Linked DNA regions of Homo sapiens: region 2 is linked to region 1. Evidence: read pairs that join two places in POLR2A ChIA-PET (ENCODE). Cell type or tissue: GM12878. All regions are shown on one strand. Links, peaks and the distances in the headings refer to the core of each region. The heading gives the core; the rest is flanking DNA.

Region 1 (8,329 bases), core at 279-8,278:
GGTGTGGTGGTAGGCACCTATAATCCCAGCTACTCGGGAAGCTGAGGTAGGAGAATCACTTGAACCCAGGAGGCGGAGTTTGCAGTGAGCCAAGATTACACCATTGCACTCCAGCCGGGGAACAAAAGTGAAACTCCATCTCAAAAAAAAATAAAGACATAAAAATAAAAAATAGAAATAAAAATAAAAACTTTGCTGCCTTCAAAAAGAATGAGGTAGATTGGGAAAGTGACCAAAATTTGTGAAAAAAGCACACTGCAAAACAATCGCATCATCCTAATCATGTGTGTGTGTGTGCGTGTGTATGTATTGAAAAAACTCTGGAGGAATAGACTCCAAACTGTAAGCAATGGTTCCTCTGAAGATGGGGTTTGGGTGAGGAGGAACTTTTATTTTTTGCTCTTACATTTCCATACTGTGTTACTGACAAGACCTTAGAGCTGTATGATTCCAACACAGCCTTGAAATACCCAGAATTAGATGACATGCAAGTATCTAAGACAGCCAAAGCACAGAAGCAGTGGAAGCGAAGATGGAAGCTGTAATGGTTGGGTTGGGGGAGGTCTGCTGATTCCCACTGGAATGAAAAGTAGGTGGTAGCAAGACTTAAACCAGGAATGCGGGTCACATGGTTCTTTTTTGTTTGTTTGTTTGTTTGTTTATGGAGTCCTAGATACAGTGAAGATAAACAGGCCTCAGCATCTCTGTATGTCACGCTAGGGTCCCAACTGGCTGGTATCAAGTCTGTGTCCCAGCTGAGGACTTCTCTGGTTCTCTGTCACTGGAGAAACTTCATCCTACTGAGAAGTAGCCCCAGAAATTCACCTGGGAAGGCAATTCCAAAATGATTGGAAATAACACAGTGAAGTCCTTAGTGAGAAAATGTATCTCATCCCTGGAGATACTTGGAATTGAATATAGAGAAGATGAAGTCAGTCAGACCTGCATTATTAACATATTTGTGATAAGAGAATTTGTTCATTTTTTAGGAATTTGTAATGTTTAAGTGAATTTGACATACCAGAGTTGCTAACAGATTAGATTTGTGATGCTAATTTAAAATATATAGTTGATTTAGACTTGTGATTTTAAATTAAAATCGTAATAGGTTTATAAACAATATTAGAACACTTAAGGAAACTTAAGATTTACCATATTTATGTCTAATTTACTAGATTTGCAGTAATTACTTAAGTACCATGAAGGATTTGTTTGTTAATCAGACTACTAAAAAACGTAAAGAAACTAAATCTCTTAAATATTGAAATGCAGTTTTACATGTTTAAAAGGAGTTAATAACCAAATTTGTAAGTGGGGCCAAACATTAATCAAAGCCTCTTCAAAGGTGATTGCAAAAATATGCTAGATTTATAAACAGAGTAAGATTTTTAAGCTGAGCGAAAAACTGGAGGAAGAACTACGGTTTTTAATTTATCACTAATAAAATGAATATTAATCCTAAAACCAAAACAGCCTCTGAATAATCTTTTCTGGGTCCCAAAGTAATCACTTGGGATATCATAAAATTCATATTAACATAGCATTTGCATTATTAACCACAGATATGCTTTACTGTGAAATTTTTTAAAAAAAATCACTGCCCTCAAGTTGCTTCATGTCTAGTAGAGAGAGAGTTTCACAAATAAGGAAAAAACAGTGGCTCCACATCATAACGGGGCAGCTCTGTCTGGTGAAGGTGTTGGTCAGCAAAGGCTTCAGAGATGAGACACACCTGAAGGACTCTGACCCTTCTGCCGGCCGACTGCAGGCTTCTACTGCATGAGATAATACCCTTCCCTTGTGGTTAAGTTGGATGTGCCAGTACTTGCAGCTGAGAGCGTGTAGCAGCCACAGACGGCTATGGGTGCAGGCAGCGGGCATTTCACTTTCTGGGGGAAGTGTCTGCAGGGCCCTAATGCAGGGTGCGTGTCCCCTGTAGCATAAGTTGATTTGACAATGGACAGTCTCTAAAGGGTTTTAATCAGGGTGGCAACACAATCAGATTTGTCTGGGAAAACATCACACCAACAATGTTGTGGAGACAAGCTACATGAAGATATCCATATACGTGTGTTCAAAACAAAAGCAAATGTTTTGGAAGGAAACACACCAAATTGATTACCTCTAGAAAGAAGACTAAGATCGGAGATGGCAGCCAGTGCTTTCCATGAAAATGTATCAGTTTTCATTAATTTTTTTTTTTTTAGATGAATTCTCGCTCTGTCGCCCAGATTGGAGTGCAATGGCACGATCTCAGCTCACTGCAACCTCCGCCGCCTGGGTTCAAGCGATTCTGTCTCAGCCTTCTGAGTAGGTGGGATTACAGGAGTGCACCATTATGCCCGACTAATTTTTTGTATTTTGTATTTTTGTAGAGACGGGGTTTCACCATGTTGGCCAGGCTGGTCTCGAATGCCTGACCTCAAGTGATCCACCCGCCTCGGCCTCCCAAAGTGCTGGGATTACAGGCATGAGCCACCATGCCCGGCCTGGTTTTCATTAAATTTAAGAGTTTTCTATTAAAATGTACTAAAATCATTTTTTTACAAATTAAACAGATGAGCCGGGCATGGTGGCTCACGCCTGTAATCCCAGCACTTTGGGAGGCTGAGTCAGGTGGATCACTTGAGCCCAGGAATTCGAGACCAGCCTGAGTAACATGGTGAAACCCTGTATCTATTAAAAAAAAAAATACAAAAAAATTAGCTGGGTGTGGTGGTGTACACCTGTGGTCCCAGCTACTTGGGAGGCTGAGATGGGAGGATCATCTGAGCCCAGGAGATAGAAGTTGCAGTGAGCTGAGATTGTGCCACTGCACTCTAGCCTGGGCAACAGAGCGAGACCCTGTCTCAAAAATAACAACAACAACAACAACAACAGATGAGGCTGGGCACAGTGGCTTACAGTTGTAATCCCAGTACTTCGGGAGGCCAAGGCAGACGGATCACTTGTGCCTAGGAGTTCGAGACCAGCTTGGGCAACATAGCAGGACCCTGTCTCTACCAGAAAAAAAAAAAAATTAGCCAGGCTCAGTGGCATGTATCCATGGTCCCAACTACTCAGGAAGCTGAGGTGGGAGGATCACTTGAGCCTCGGAGGCCAAGGCTGCAGTGAGCCATGATCACACCACTGCACTCCCGCCTGGGTGATAGAGTGAGACCCTGTCTCACAAAAACAAAAACAAAACAAAAAACCAGATGAAAGACTATACATTGTTTGATCTATCCATACAATGTACTGTGATTCCGCCATAGAAAGGACACGTGCCACACCACGGATGAACCTTCAAGCACGATGCTAAGTGAAAGAAGCCAGACACAAAGGCCATGTATTGTAGGGATGTGAGATCAGAGAAGCCACAGGAAATGAAGTGTTAGATGCCACAGAGAAGTCAAGTCAGATGAGGATCAGGGTTGGGTAATGAGATCCCCTGGAGGTCACTGGTCACCTGTGGGAGAGCAGTTCCTGTGTCCCCCACTCTAGAACATTCAACGTAACTTCTTCCTAACCTCCTCGTGCATCTGGACTCACTTGTTGAACTCTTCCCTCCCCACCCACCTACCCAACCAGGCCCTAACAATCTTGTCAGTGAAATCTGACTGCTCTCTGCCTCAGGCCAGGAGTTAAGAAAGAAAACCCATCTAGGATCCTCTATCATGGCCTGGTGCTGCGCTCTAGTGATCCTCACAACATCCTGTGCATTGGGTTTAATGGGCTAAGTGGTCCCTCCAAACTCAGGCCCACCCAGAACCTCAGAATATGACCTTATTTGGACACAGGTCCTTTGTGGACATAGTTAGTTAAGATGAGGTTGTGCTGGACTGGGGTGGGCCCCAAATCTAATGCCCAGTGTCCTCAAGAAGACACAGATGGATGCATGGTGGGAATGTCATGGGAAGATGGCGGCAGAGATTGGAGGGATGCGTCCACAAGCCAAAGACACCAAGGGTCACCCGCAGCCAGCAGAAGCAAGGGGAGAGGCCTGGGACAGATTCTCCCTCACAGCCCCCAGAAGCAGCCAACCCTGCCGACACCTTGGTTTCAGACTTCTGGCCTCCAGAACTGCAAGAGAGTAAATCGTTTGAGGTAATTTGTTACAGCAGCCCAAGGAAAGTAAAAAACAGTAGATGTCATTATTCTTTTTTCACAAATGGGAAAGTCACTTTCTTCTCTGGGCCTCCAAGTCACACAGCAGACCACGGCTGACCGGGCATGGAAGCCCAGGTGGACGCCAGAGCCCACACTCACACCTGCCTCCTGCCACCTGCTCTTTCATGTCACTCTGAATTCCCCTGGGCCCCTTCCCTTCTCCCCTTCCAATTATCCTACCCAGGCAAGCCACCACCAGTCACATTCCCTGTTCTTATTCCCACCCTGCCCAGCACGGCTGGACAAGCATCACCACCCACCCACCATCTGCTGCAGGCTCATGCTTTTTGTCCCCAACCAGGCCCCTCCCTGAAACCCTACAGCTCCTTCCCTTCATTTGGTGGACCTCTACTGCATTCTCATTGATTACAGCATGTCACATCCCACAGCCCAAACTAGCAGCCCCATTCCCAATGTCCTCGGCAGATAAGACTGCCTCCTGCTTGACGGCTGTCACACAAGGTGGCGTGTTCAGCCCCACAGTATCCCCCAACTGCCTAGGCATCATCTTGCCCAGCACTTTGCAAACTATCTGTGGTGAAAGATATTTTTAAAAACTTTATTCCTTTGCAGACCAATAAATATTTTTTTCCTTGAGACAGGGTTTTGCTCTGTCGCCCTGGCAGGAGTGCAATGGCACGATCATGGCTCACTGCAGCCTCAAACACCTAAGCTCAAGCCATCTTCCCGCCTCAGCCTCCCGCGTAGCTGGGACTACAGGCATGCACCACCACATGTGGCTAACTTTTAATTTTTTGTAGAGACAGAGTCTCACTATGTTGCCCACTCCTGGCCTCAAGTGATCCTCCTGCCTCAGCCTCCCAAAGTGCTGGGAGGCTCCCAAAGTGCATGAGCCACTGCACCCAGCCCAGGTCAAACACTTTCACAAAATAAAAATACCATAGCAAGAACAAATTGCTATACAAGTTCCCAAAGGCCCCCTCTCATTTTCTGTACTTTCTGTTCAGCATAGCCCAGGACCAGCTGACAGATGAGCTCAGCCTGCAGACCACACTTTGAGCAGCACTGCCCAAGCCCACGGAAATTCCACCTTTCCTTGTTGGATGCACTATCAGAAAAGGGACCAGAAAAGGTGAATTTGATGAGTTAGGAAGAAAGGCAATACCGGATGACAACCTTGATACCAGAGAGACTCTCCATTCAGTCTGCCTCCAGCCGGGGAAGGAGGAGAGTGAGTTACAGAAGCAGATACAAGGAGGGAACACAACCCCGGCCTTCCGGACCCAGCTCCAGTGCCAGAGAGTCCGTGGGCTGTCAACCTCCCCTCACCACCTGGACTGGTTTATCTGACGCTTGATCGAAGTGAGCCTGCCTTTTACCCCCAGGTTAAGAAGGTCACTGCAACTCATTTCTTAGACACCAGAGTGTGTCAAAAGGCTGGTAGGCTTATCACGAGAAAACCATCAGACACAGTGCAATAGATGGAGACCCTACCAAATCCCTGACCTGTACTCCTTAAAACTGTCAGTCATCAAAAACAAGGAAAGTCTAAGAAACGGCCATAGCCGTGCAGAGCCTAAGGAGCCATCACAGCTAAATCGAATGTGGTCTCCTGGGTGGGATCCTGGATGTCTGTTAATAATAATGTGTCAATATTGGTTCATGAATTACAGCAAATTGATCCTACTAATGTAAGATGTAACTAATGTGGGAACCTGGGTGTGGGGTTTATGGGAATCCTCAGTACTATCTTCCCAATTCTTCTGTAAATCTAAAACTGTTCTAAAAATAAAAGTCTGTTAATTTAAAAAAGAGAGAAAGAGAGATCGGATGCGGTGGCTCATGCCTGTAATCCCAGCACTTTGGGAGGCCGAGGCAGGAGGATGGCTTGAGCCCAGGAGTTCAAGACCAGCCTGGAAACAAAGCAAGACCCCATCTCTACAAAAATATAATACAATAAAATAAAATATTTAAAAAGAGGCTAGGCAAGGTGGCTCATGCCTATAATCCCAGTGCTTTGAGAGTCCAAGATGGGAGGATCTCTTGAAGCCAGGAGTTCAAAACCAGCCAGGGCAACATGGCAAGACTTCCTCTCTACAAAAGTAAGTTAGCCAGGTGTGGTTGCATGCGCCTGTGGTCCCAGCTACTCAGGAGGCCAAGGCAGGAGAATCTCTTGATCCTGGGAGTTCATGGCTGCAATGAGCTATGATTGCGCCAACGCACTCCAGCGTGGGCAATGGAGCGAGACCCTGTCTGTACTATAAAAGAAAGGAGGCAATGGTGGGTTGTTAGAATTAGAGAGAGACTGCAGAGAAACAGCAGCTTTGGAAAGCCTCCCATCATTACTATACCTAAAACCATGGCAGGCAAACAGATCGAAATCGAACATATCCAACAAGAAATGTATGGAATGAGGAGCAGCGATAGACACGAACACTTGGTAGCAACCATTAAGAACTGCCCAGAAGAGGCAGCATGACCAGCCACTAAAAAATCTGTCCTTGTAGAAGTAATGTTTCTCATTGTAAATGACAGATTTGCCATCTGGGTTATGCTTTGAGCTTGTGTGAGCTAGGTTAGTGTGAGTCAGCATAAGCCAGTCTACTGTGGAACACCAACAAATCAAATTTCTAGGCATTGGCATTGCTCATTCTGTCACTGTCACACAGTGGCAGATACTCTACAGAAATTCAGGGAAAAAAGAAGTGGCTACACAAAGCCTACCCTGTGAAGGAGTCCCATATAATCACCAGGCAGTCTGGCCCTTTGTCTGCTGTGGCGATCCACCGCCTGTCTTCACTGACGCAGAGGCAGGAGATAATATTGGCGTGGCCCTATGGAAATGGAGAGAAAACGCTTTGAAACATCCAAGATGCGGCCCAGCCTTGGCCACTATCAGCAAAGGCCGGGGACCCACAGAAAGATCTGAGCTCCTTTCAACGCTCATCTGGCTGGAAATTCTGTTCCCGCTGGCCTTCCTGGGTGTTTCTCCACTTCCTAGTGGGTGATTTTCAAACTTCCTCTCCCTCCAAACACCTGAAAGATAAGTTCCCTACATGAACAGTGGCTCCTAGAGGTGAAGGCAAGCGGCAACTCCCAACCCAAGTGGAGGATAAGCATCTGGGTCCTCCCCTCCCCCAGCCACTCTGAGTCACGCTGCCGGCCTCTTCTCTCTAGAACACTGCTCACTTCAGGGCTCTGAGCAGCTCTGGGGCAAAAAGTTCCTCACTGGTCTCTCTACTCCCACTCTTTTTGTTTGTTTGAGGCAGGGTCTCACTCTGTCACCCAGACTAGAGTGCATCAACACAATCTTGGCTCACTGCAGCCTCGATCTCCTGGGCTCAAGCAATTCTCCCACCTCGGCCTCCCAAGTAGCTGGGACTACAGGCACATGCCACCGTGCCCAGCTAATTTTTACATTTTTTGTAGAGACAAGGGTCTTGCCATGTTGCCCAGGCTGGCCTCAAACTCCTGGGCTCAAGCGATATACCCACCTCAGCCTCCTTGGCCACAGCCTGTGCTGAAATTACAGGCATGAGCCACCATGCTCGGCCTCTGCTTCCACTCTTATCTTCTTACAATCCTTTTATGCACACAAGAGAGGAATCTTCTGGGAACACAAATGGCAGCACTCCCTGCTGGGAAATGGCCCCTCTTCCCTCCTTCCTTCTCTGTCTCCCTCATGGTGCAGCAGCCACACCAGCCTTCTTTCCAGGCCCCACACACAGGCCTGAACACTTGTTGCTCCCTCTGTTTGGAATGTTCTCCCCCAGACTGTCTTTGGCTGGCTCATTCGCATCCTCCAGGTCTCAGCAGAAACAGCACCTCTTCAATCCCTGCCCACTCAATCTAAAGTTAAGTCTTCTCTTACCCTGATTTTTCTCCCTTAGAGCGTTTTCACATCTCCTTTCAAGCACTGGTTACAATTTGTAATCATTTATGTGTTCACTTGTTTAACATCTGTCTCTGTTCTAGACTGTAAGCTCCATGAGAGCAGGGAATACATCTGTTTTGTTCATTACTACAGACCTATACTGTGAAACATAGCAGCTATAACTATTTGTGAAACGAATGGATGGTCAAGGCCACTCCCAGCCCTCTGGCCCTAGTGAGGCTGGACTCCTGCCTCCTTCCACCCCAGCCCATCTGCGCATCCTGCTTCCCCTGACTATCTGAGCCTGCCCACAGCAATCTCTCCTTCTCTCTCTGCCATCACCAC
Region 2 (8,329 bases), core at 182-8,181, 230 kb before region 1:
CACCCGGACTCAAAACGTGGTCCCTGGCCCAGCAGCAGCAGCAGCAGCCCGTGGCAACATTTTAGAAATGTCAATCATTGGGTCTCACCCCAGACCTACTGAATCGGAAGGTCTGTGGGTGGAGACAGAAATCTGGGCTTTATGGGGCCCTCCAGGGGATTCTAATACACCCTCAAGTTTGAGAACCACTAATCTTGAGTCTACCAGCACCTATATATTCATCTTATCTCGGGGGAAACTGAGGACCGAAGAGGTGTGGTTTGCACAAGTCCATATGTAAGGAGGGATGTGGTTAGGACTCTGAGACACGCACTTCAGTCTTGGACTTCTCATTTTTATTCTCACAGGTATTTCTACTGCAGCCCCTAGCAGGCTTTTTTGTTTTTTTTCCTTCGGAGAGTCTCACTCTGTCACCCAGGCTGGAGTGCAGTGGTGCAATCTCGGCTCACTGCAAGCTCCGCCTCCCAGGTTCAAGCGATTCTCCTGCCTCAGCCTCCCAAGTAGCTGGGACTACAGGCGCCCGCCACCACGCCCGGCTAATTTTTTGTATTTTTAGTAGAGACGGGGTTTCACCGTGTTAGCCAGGATGGTCTCGATCTCCTGACCTTGTGATCCGCCTGCCTTGGCCTCCCAAAGTGCTGGGATTACAGGTGTGAGCCACCGTGCCCGGCCCCGTAGCAGGCATTTAAGCCCCCAGATATCCTAGTTTCCAATGACAAGGTTTTGGTGATCTTTCCAGAAAATATCCAGTGTGGTGGACTTCTATCTCTCTTTTTGACTGTCCTACATCAGAACACCTTTACACATATTAGAAAAATTATCTAAAACTGGGAAATAAGGCAAAAAGATGACCTATGTCCTTTCAAAGAATAAAGTAAATACCCACAAGTTCATTTTGATATAAACAAATAGTTGGGCCAGCCGTGGTGTCTCACACCTGTAATCCCAGCACTTTGGGAGGCTGAGGCAGGAACATCACTTGAGGTCAGGAGCTCGAGACCAGGCTGGGCAACATGGCGAAATCCCATCTCCACAAAAAATACAAAAACTGGCCAAGTGTAGTGGTGCATGCCTGTAATCCCAGCTACTTGGGAGGCTGAGGTACCACTTGCTTGAACCTAGGAGGTGGAGGTTGCAGTGAGCCAAGATGGCGTCACTATACTCCAGCCTGGGCAACAGAGTGAGACCTTGTTTCAAAACAACAACAACAAACAACAACAAAATAAATGGTTGACAAGATAAATAAATTAGGGAAAAGGTTCAAATGTTCCTTATAGAATTCTTTTTTTTTTTTTTTTTTTTTTTTGAGACGGAGTCTCGCTCTGTCGCCCAGGCTGGAGTGCAGTGGCACGATCTCGGCTCACTGCAACCTCTGCCTCCCGGGTTCACGCCATTCCACTGCCTCAGCCTCCAGAATAGCTGGGACTACAGGCGCCCGCCACCACGCCCGGCTAATTTTTTTGTATTTTTAGTAGAGACGGGGTTTCACCGTGTTAGCCAGGATGGTCTCGATCTCCTGACCTCGTGATCCACCTGTCTCGGCCTCCCAAAGTGCTGGAATTACAGGAATGAGCCACTGCGCCCAACTAGAATTCTAATTAATAAATCATAAATATAGAAGGAATGAGGGAAATAGAAAATCATCATTAGAACACCACAGTAATAACTGCCTCAGGCAGGATCCACAGAAGAATGCTGAAGTTAGCAGGTGAAACTTTAAGGAGAAACAGGAAATCTGCATAGCCTCAAAGAATCTCCCTTCAAACCATGGTGGTGGCTTTAACATATGTCCACAAATCTTCGATATTCCTCCCTCCAGGAGGTGGGGCTTAACTTCCCTCATCTTGAAGGCGGGTGGGACTTGGTGACTCCCTTCTAAAGAACAGAGCACAAGAGGGAATACGGTAAGGTGGCAGGGGAGATGCATCTCAGACACCACCTCTGGCCAGTGAGCCCACGCTTGGGTATCACGCACCCCTCACATGACACAATGAGAAGGTACCTCCCTCACTTCTCTGTGATCTTCCAAAACCACCATCCCAGTCCCATCAGGAGAAAACACCTGCCAAGCCCAACCTAGGGTCAATTCACAAAATCCTTGACTGGCACTCTTCAAAAGTGTCAGGGTCATGAAAAACAAGGAAAGGCTAAGAAATGGTCACAGATTGAAGACTAAGGAGATACAAGCACTAAGCACAATGTGGGAACTTGGACTGACTCTTGGACCAGAAAACAGACATTAGTGAAAAAAATGGAGAAAATTCAGACAGTTGGTAGTTTAGTGATTAATATTGTATGAGTGTTAATCGCTTAGTTTTTATAAACGTGCACAGTTACTTAACAAATTCCCACTTAGGGGAAGCTGGGTGAAGGGTATATAGGAACTCTCTGTACTGTCTATAAATTTTCTATAAATCTAAAATTACTTAAAATAGGTCAGGTGCTGTGGCTCACCCCTGTAATCCCAGCCCTTTAGGAGGCTGAGGTGGGTGGATCACTTGAGTGATCAGCTCGAGACCAGCCTGGGCAACATGGCGAGATCCCAACATGGTGAGAACCCACCTCTTTTTTTTTTTTTTTGAGACAGAGTTTTGCCTTTGTTGCCCAGGTTAGAGTGCAATGATGCAATCTCGGCTCATTACAATCTCCACGTCCCAGGTTCTAGCAATTCTCCTGCCTCAGCCTCCCAAGTAGCTGGGATTACAGGCATGCACCACCACGCCCAGCTAATTTTTATAGTTTTAGTAGAGATGGGGTTTCACCAGGTTGGCCAGGCTGGTCTCAAACTCCTGACCTTGAGTGATCCGCCCACCTTGGCCTCCCAAAGTGCTGGGATTACAGGCGTGAGCCACCACACCCGGCCTTCCCACTTCTATTTTTTTTTTAATTACTTAAAACATTTTTTTTTGCCAGGTGTGTTGGCTCATACCTGTAATCCCAGCACGTTGGGAGGCTGAGGCTGGTGGATCACCTGAGGTCAGGAGTTGAGACCAGCCTGGCCAACATGGTAAAACCTCATCTCTACTAAAAAATACAAAAATTAGCCAGGTGTGGTGGTGCACACCTGTAGTTTCAGCTACTAGGGAGGCTGAGGCAGGAGAATTGCTTGAACCCGGGAGGCAGAGGTTGCAGTGAGTGGAGATTGCACCACTGCACTCCAGCCTGGGCAACAGAGTGAGACTCCATTTCAAAAAAAAAAAAAACTTTTTAAAAAAATTCAGTTTCTCAGTGTCACTCACATCTTGCGTGCTCGACAGCTGCAGTGGCTAGTGGCGACCTCATTGGATAGCACAGACAGAATATCTCCATTACCGCAGGAAGTTCTATTAGATGGCATTGTTCTCGGAGAATGGAACTTTGGCATTGTTCTCAGAGAATGGAACTTTGTTTGACGTATTATATATTATTCATTAGGCCCCAGGGTCTTTGAACTTAGAGAAAACAGATAAGATGCAAATGATCTCTACCCAGTAGAGAAGATGACTCCAAAGGTTATGGTTGTATTTACTGTAGGGCATGAACCACTTTCGCATCTAACAGAGCTGTTTGATTCTGGCATTCTTTATCTTCACTGACAACAGACAGACAGACAGATGAGAAACCAATACTAGTCTCTCATCTCCTCCTTTGAATCAGCTGTGTTACGCTGATTCCCTCAACACCGAGTTGAATAAAAGCTTGACATGTGCCCACTCTGGGTAAGGGTTGTTTGGTGGGCAGAGGGACCTGCTGTCTGCTGCAGAAACTGAAATGCAACACTTGTCTTCCCAGCCTCCCTCTTAGCTAGGTTGTGGGCCTGAGACCGCGGCAATGCAATCAGACTTCAAATCAGACGCTGGTGACACAAAGCAGCGGAGATGGTGGCAGGTGCTTCGTTGCACGGAGAGGTGGCAATTGCAACAAGATCCCCTCTCTGGAGGAACAGGGGCTGAGCTCTCAGTGGCCGCCTGGTGCCCCCCACCCCAGACGGGTTCCCATGAGCAACAGGCTCACAGCGATTCTGCGAACCACCTGGTCTCCTTTAATGAATTCCCATTCTGATCCAATCTGCCAGAAGAGTCATTTAATGCTATTGGATTGATGGATTGACCAAGGAGCTCCCGCAGATCTAGCGCAGGCTCAGCCTTTCTCCTTCTGTCACTGAAAGCCCGCAGTTCTGGAGATGACTCAGCCACGGGCCGGGGGACTCCGCTGCACTCTTCTCACTAAAACCACCGCACTGCTCTTACAGGGAGAGGAAACCTTTAAAGTTGCTAATTTCTCCTCTCCTTCCAGGTCCTTGGATGAAGAGGCAAACCCGCTAACCAAATGCTCCGTCGTCCTTTGGGTAGAGCATGCAGGCTTCATTCTGGGCTGCAGGGCCAGCTTCACGAGCCTGTGACCTACTCAGTCATGGGGCCCAGAGCTCAGAGGGCCCTGAGCTTGTTTTCACCCTCTGTTCTCATCACTGTCTTGAAATGCTTAGTGATTTCTAAACAAAGTACACAGCCGGTACTGCTGAGAGGGAGGTGAAATGCAGATTCCTAGGCTTACACCCAGAGGTTCTGATTTAGTAGTTTTGGCTGGGCCCTGGAATCAGGTTTTTTTTTTTTTTTTTCTTTTTTTTAACAGACTCTTGCTCTGTCACCCAGGCTGGAATGCAGTGGCGCAGTCTCGGCTCACTGCAGCTTCTGGCTCCCAGGTTCAAGCAATTCACCTCCCTCAGCCTCCTGAGTAGCTGGAATTACAGGTGCGTGTCACCATGACCAGCTAATTTTTCTATTTTTAGTAGAGATGGAGTTTCACCATGTTGGCCAGGCTGGTCTCAAACTCCAGACCTTACGTGATCCACCCACCTCAGCCTCCCAAAGGGCTGGGATTATAGGCATGAGCCACCGCGCCCAGCCTGGAATCAGTATTTTAAACATTTTTAAACATATAATTTATATACTGTAAAGTTAGCCCATTTAAAGTGTATAATTGGGCCAGGTGTGGTGGCTCACATCTGTAATCCTAGCACTTTGGGAGGCCGAGGCAGGCGGATCACTTGAGGTCAGGAGTTCATGACCAGCCTGGCCAACATGGGGAAACCCCATCTCTAATACAAATGCACAAATTAGCCAGGCGTGGTGGCCTGTGCCTATAATCCCAGCTACTCAGGAGGGTGAGGCAGGTGAATTGCTTGAACCTGGGAGATGGAGGTTGCAGTGAGCTGAGATCATGCCACTGTACTCCAGCCTGGGCAACAGAGCGAGACTGTCTCAATAAATAAATACATACATACATACATACAGTTTACAATTGGATGTCTTTTGTGTTTGTTTTGTTTTTTTATACAGATGAGGTCTCACTATGTTGCCCAGGTTGGTCTTGAACTCCTGGGCTCATGCCTTCCTCTCAGCTCACTCTCCTGAAGTGCTGGGATTATAGGCAAGAGCCAGCACACCCAGCGACAATTTGATGTTTTTAAAGATATTCGCAGTTGTGCCACATCACCACTATCTAATTCCAGGACATTTTTATCATCCCCAAAAGAAACTCTGTACTATGCTGGGAATGGTGGCTCATCTGTAATCCCAGCACTTCGGGAGTCCGAGGTGGGAGGATCGCTTGAGCCCAGGAATTCGAGACCAGCCTGGGAAACACAGCAAGACCCCATCTCTGCAAAAATAAATAAATAAACCTCGTGCCCATGGGCAGACGCTTCCCATCCTTCCCTGGCCTCCGTCCCTGGTAACCACTAAGCCACTCCCCGTCTCCATGGGTTTGCCTGTCTGGCCATTTCACATACATGGAATCAGACAACATGTGGTCTTTTGTGGCTGTTTCTTTCTCGTAGCATGGTGTCTTGAAGGTTCACCTGGGCTGCAGCCTGTGGCAGCGCTCCCATTCATGGTGCTCGCTGTTTTTGGCACAAGACCCTGAGGCCTGATGCAGGGGGTCTACCCGTATGGAAATGTTTGCCTTGATGCCTGTTTTCCCCACAGATTCTCAGAAACAAGAAAAATGTCAAAGGGAGATAGGGAAGGAGATTAGGGGCAGACATTTGTATGTAAATCAAGATCACCTCCCACAACATATGCAAGAGGAAAAAATCTAACTCATATTTGCCTTTCCCGAAAGACGCAGCATGGGACAGAACCCACCGCAGGGGTGAGTGTGATAACTCCTAAGTTACCTGGAACGCAACTAGCACAAACTCTCAAGTCACTAGAATTTATGTTGATGATAATCCGCCAAAACCTAGAAAGAGGCAAAAAGGACTGGGCACAGTGGTTCACGCCTGTAATCCCAGCACTTTGGAAGGCCAACGCGGTTGGATCACTTGCTGTCAGGAGTTCAAGACCAGCCTGGCCAACATGGTGAAACCCTGTCTCTACTAAAAATACAAAAATTAGCCAGTCTTGATGGCGGGTGCTTGTAATCCCAGCTACTCAGGAGGCTGAGGCGGGAGAATCGTTTGAATCCGGGAGGTGGAGGTTGCAGTGAGCCGAGATCATGCCACTGCACTCTAGCCTGGGCGACTGAGCAAAACCGGTCTCAAAAAAACACAAAAAAACAAAACGTCAGGCACGGTGGCTCACTCCTGTAATATCCCAGCACTTTGGGAGGCCGAGGCGGGCAGATCACAAGGTCAGGAGTCCAAGACCAGCCTGGTCAACATGGTGAAACCCTGTCTCTACTAAAAATACAAAAATTAGCCAGGCTTGATGGTATGTACCTGTAACCCCAGCTACTCAGGAGGCTGAGGCAGGAGAATCACTTGAATCCAGGAGGTGGAGGTTGCGTGAGCCGAGATCGTGCCATTGCACTCCAGCCTGGGCGACTGAGCAAAACCCGACTCAAAAAAAAAAAAAAACGTCAGGCATGGTGACTCACTCCTGTAATATCCTAGCACTTTAGGAGGCCGAGGCGGCGGATCACAAGGTCAGGGGTTCAAGACCAACCTGGCCAACATGGTGAAACTCCGTCTCTAATAAAAATACAAAAATTAGCCGGGCATGGTGGCAGGCACCTGTAATCCCAGCTACTTGGGAGGCTGAAGCAGGAGAATGGCTTGAGCCCGGGAGGCGGAGGTTGCAGTCAGGAGAGATCGTGCCACTACACTCCAGCCTGGGTGACTGAGCAGGACTCTGTCTCAAAAAAACAAAAATTAAAAAAAGGCCGAGCGCAGTGGCTCATGCCTGTAATCCCAGCACTTTGGGAGGCCGAGGCGGGTGGATCACGAGGTCAGGAGATCAAGACCATCCTGGCCAACATGGTGAAACCCCGTCTCTACTAAAAATACAAAAATTAGCTGGGCATGGCAGCGGGTACCTGTAATCCCAGCTACTTGGGAGGCTGAGGCAAACGAATCACTTGAACCCAGGTAGTGGAGGCTGCAGTGAGCCGAGATCACACCATTGCACTCCAGCCTGGGTGACAGAGTGAGACTCTGTCTCAAAAAAAAAAAAAAAAAAAAAAAAAAGAGACAAAGCAAATAGAAGAGGTGATCAGATAAAGAGAGACAAATGAGAAAAGAAGGAGGAGAAGGGAGAGAAAAACAAAAGAAAAGCTTGGGCGGGAGTGGTGGTGCACGCCTGTAATCCCAGCTGCTCGGGAGGCTGAGGCATGAGAATCATTTGAACCTGGGAGGTGGAGGTTGCAGTGTGCTGAGATCACGCCACTGCACTCCAGCCTGGACGACAGAGCAAGACTCCATCTCAAAACAAAACAAAACAAACAAACAAACAAAAAACAACAACAAAAAAGAAATGCTTACATATAAAGCCAGAAATTAAATAGGCAGTAAATGTGAAACTGCTCAACCTCACAAGTAACCAAGAAAGGCAAATAAACAGGAGGTTTCTTATGCCTTCACATCAGCAGAGCTTTACAAGTGAGAAAGCCTGAGGGTGAGAAAGGCCCACTCAGCCACTTCTGAAACACGCATCAGAGCCTTACACAGGGATTCGGTCTCCACCCAGTAACCCTCTCCTGGAATTCCTGCCTCACATAATTTCCTAAGGCAATAATCCTAGATTTGGATGGGATATGCACACTTACATGCTCATAATAGCATTGAGGGTAACACCAAAACCAAACAAGCAAACCGAAGTGGAGATGACCTGTGTCAGTCCAGGTCCTCTAGAAGCAGGGACCAAGATGGGATTCTTTGCCATGCAAGACATTCATCAAGGCCAGGCGTGGTGGCTTATGCCTGTAATCCCAACACTTTGGGAGGTGGAAGTGGGAGAATCACCTGAGGTCAGGAGTTCAACACCAGGCTGGCCAACATGGTGAAACCCCGTCTCTACTAAAAATATAAAAATTAGCCGGGCGTGGTGGCGGGCACCTGTAATCCCAGCTA

What was found. ChIA-PET counts read pairs that join two places held together with the same protein. Peaks named below come from ENCODE experiments on the same cell type or tissue, not always from the same donor. Only the 100,000 strongest peaks of a DNase experiment are listed, where the experiment ranks them.
Region 2: POLR2A ChIA-PET joins it to region 1 with 5 read pairs; 3 of 35 experiments call an interaction of 5 or more read pairs at or near these places.

What each region holds. Positions count from the first base shown.
Region 1 is chr12:121,932,862-121,941,190 of GRCh38, reverse strand. CFAP251 (cilia and flagella associated protein 251) reads right to left here. Exons shown (of 22, transcript NM_144668.6): 5 at 6,835-6,944. Among named protein-coding and RNA genes, the nearest start is that of CFAP251, 18 kb to the right of the region's middle. In GM12878, for the core only: no CTCF peak of the experiment used is centred there; a DNase peak (open chromatin) is centred at 1,802.
Region 2 is chr12:122,162,693-122,171,021 of GRCh38, reverse strand. It overlaps a transcript of LRRC43 not described here. Among named protein-coding and RNA genes, the nearest start is that of IL31, 7.4 kb to the left of the region's middle. RefSeq lists enhancers at 4,063-4,152, 4,203-4,252, 3,906-4,508, 4,933-4,982. In GM12878, for the core only: no CTCF peak of the experiment used is centred there; DNase peaks (open chromatin) are centred at 4,151 and 4,411; H3K4me3 peaks cover 869 bases; H3K27ac peaks cover 421 bases.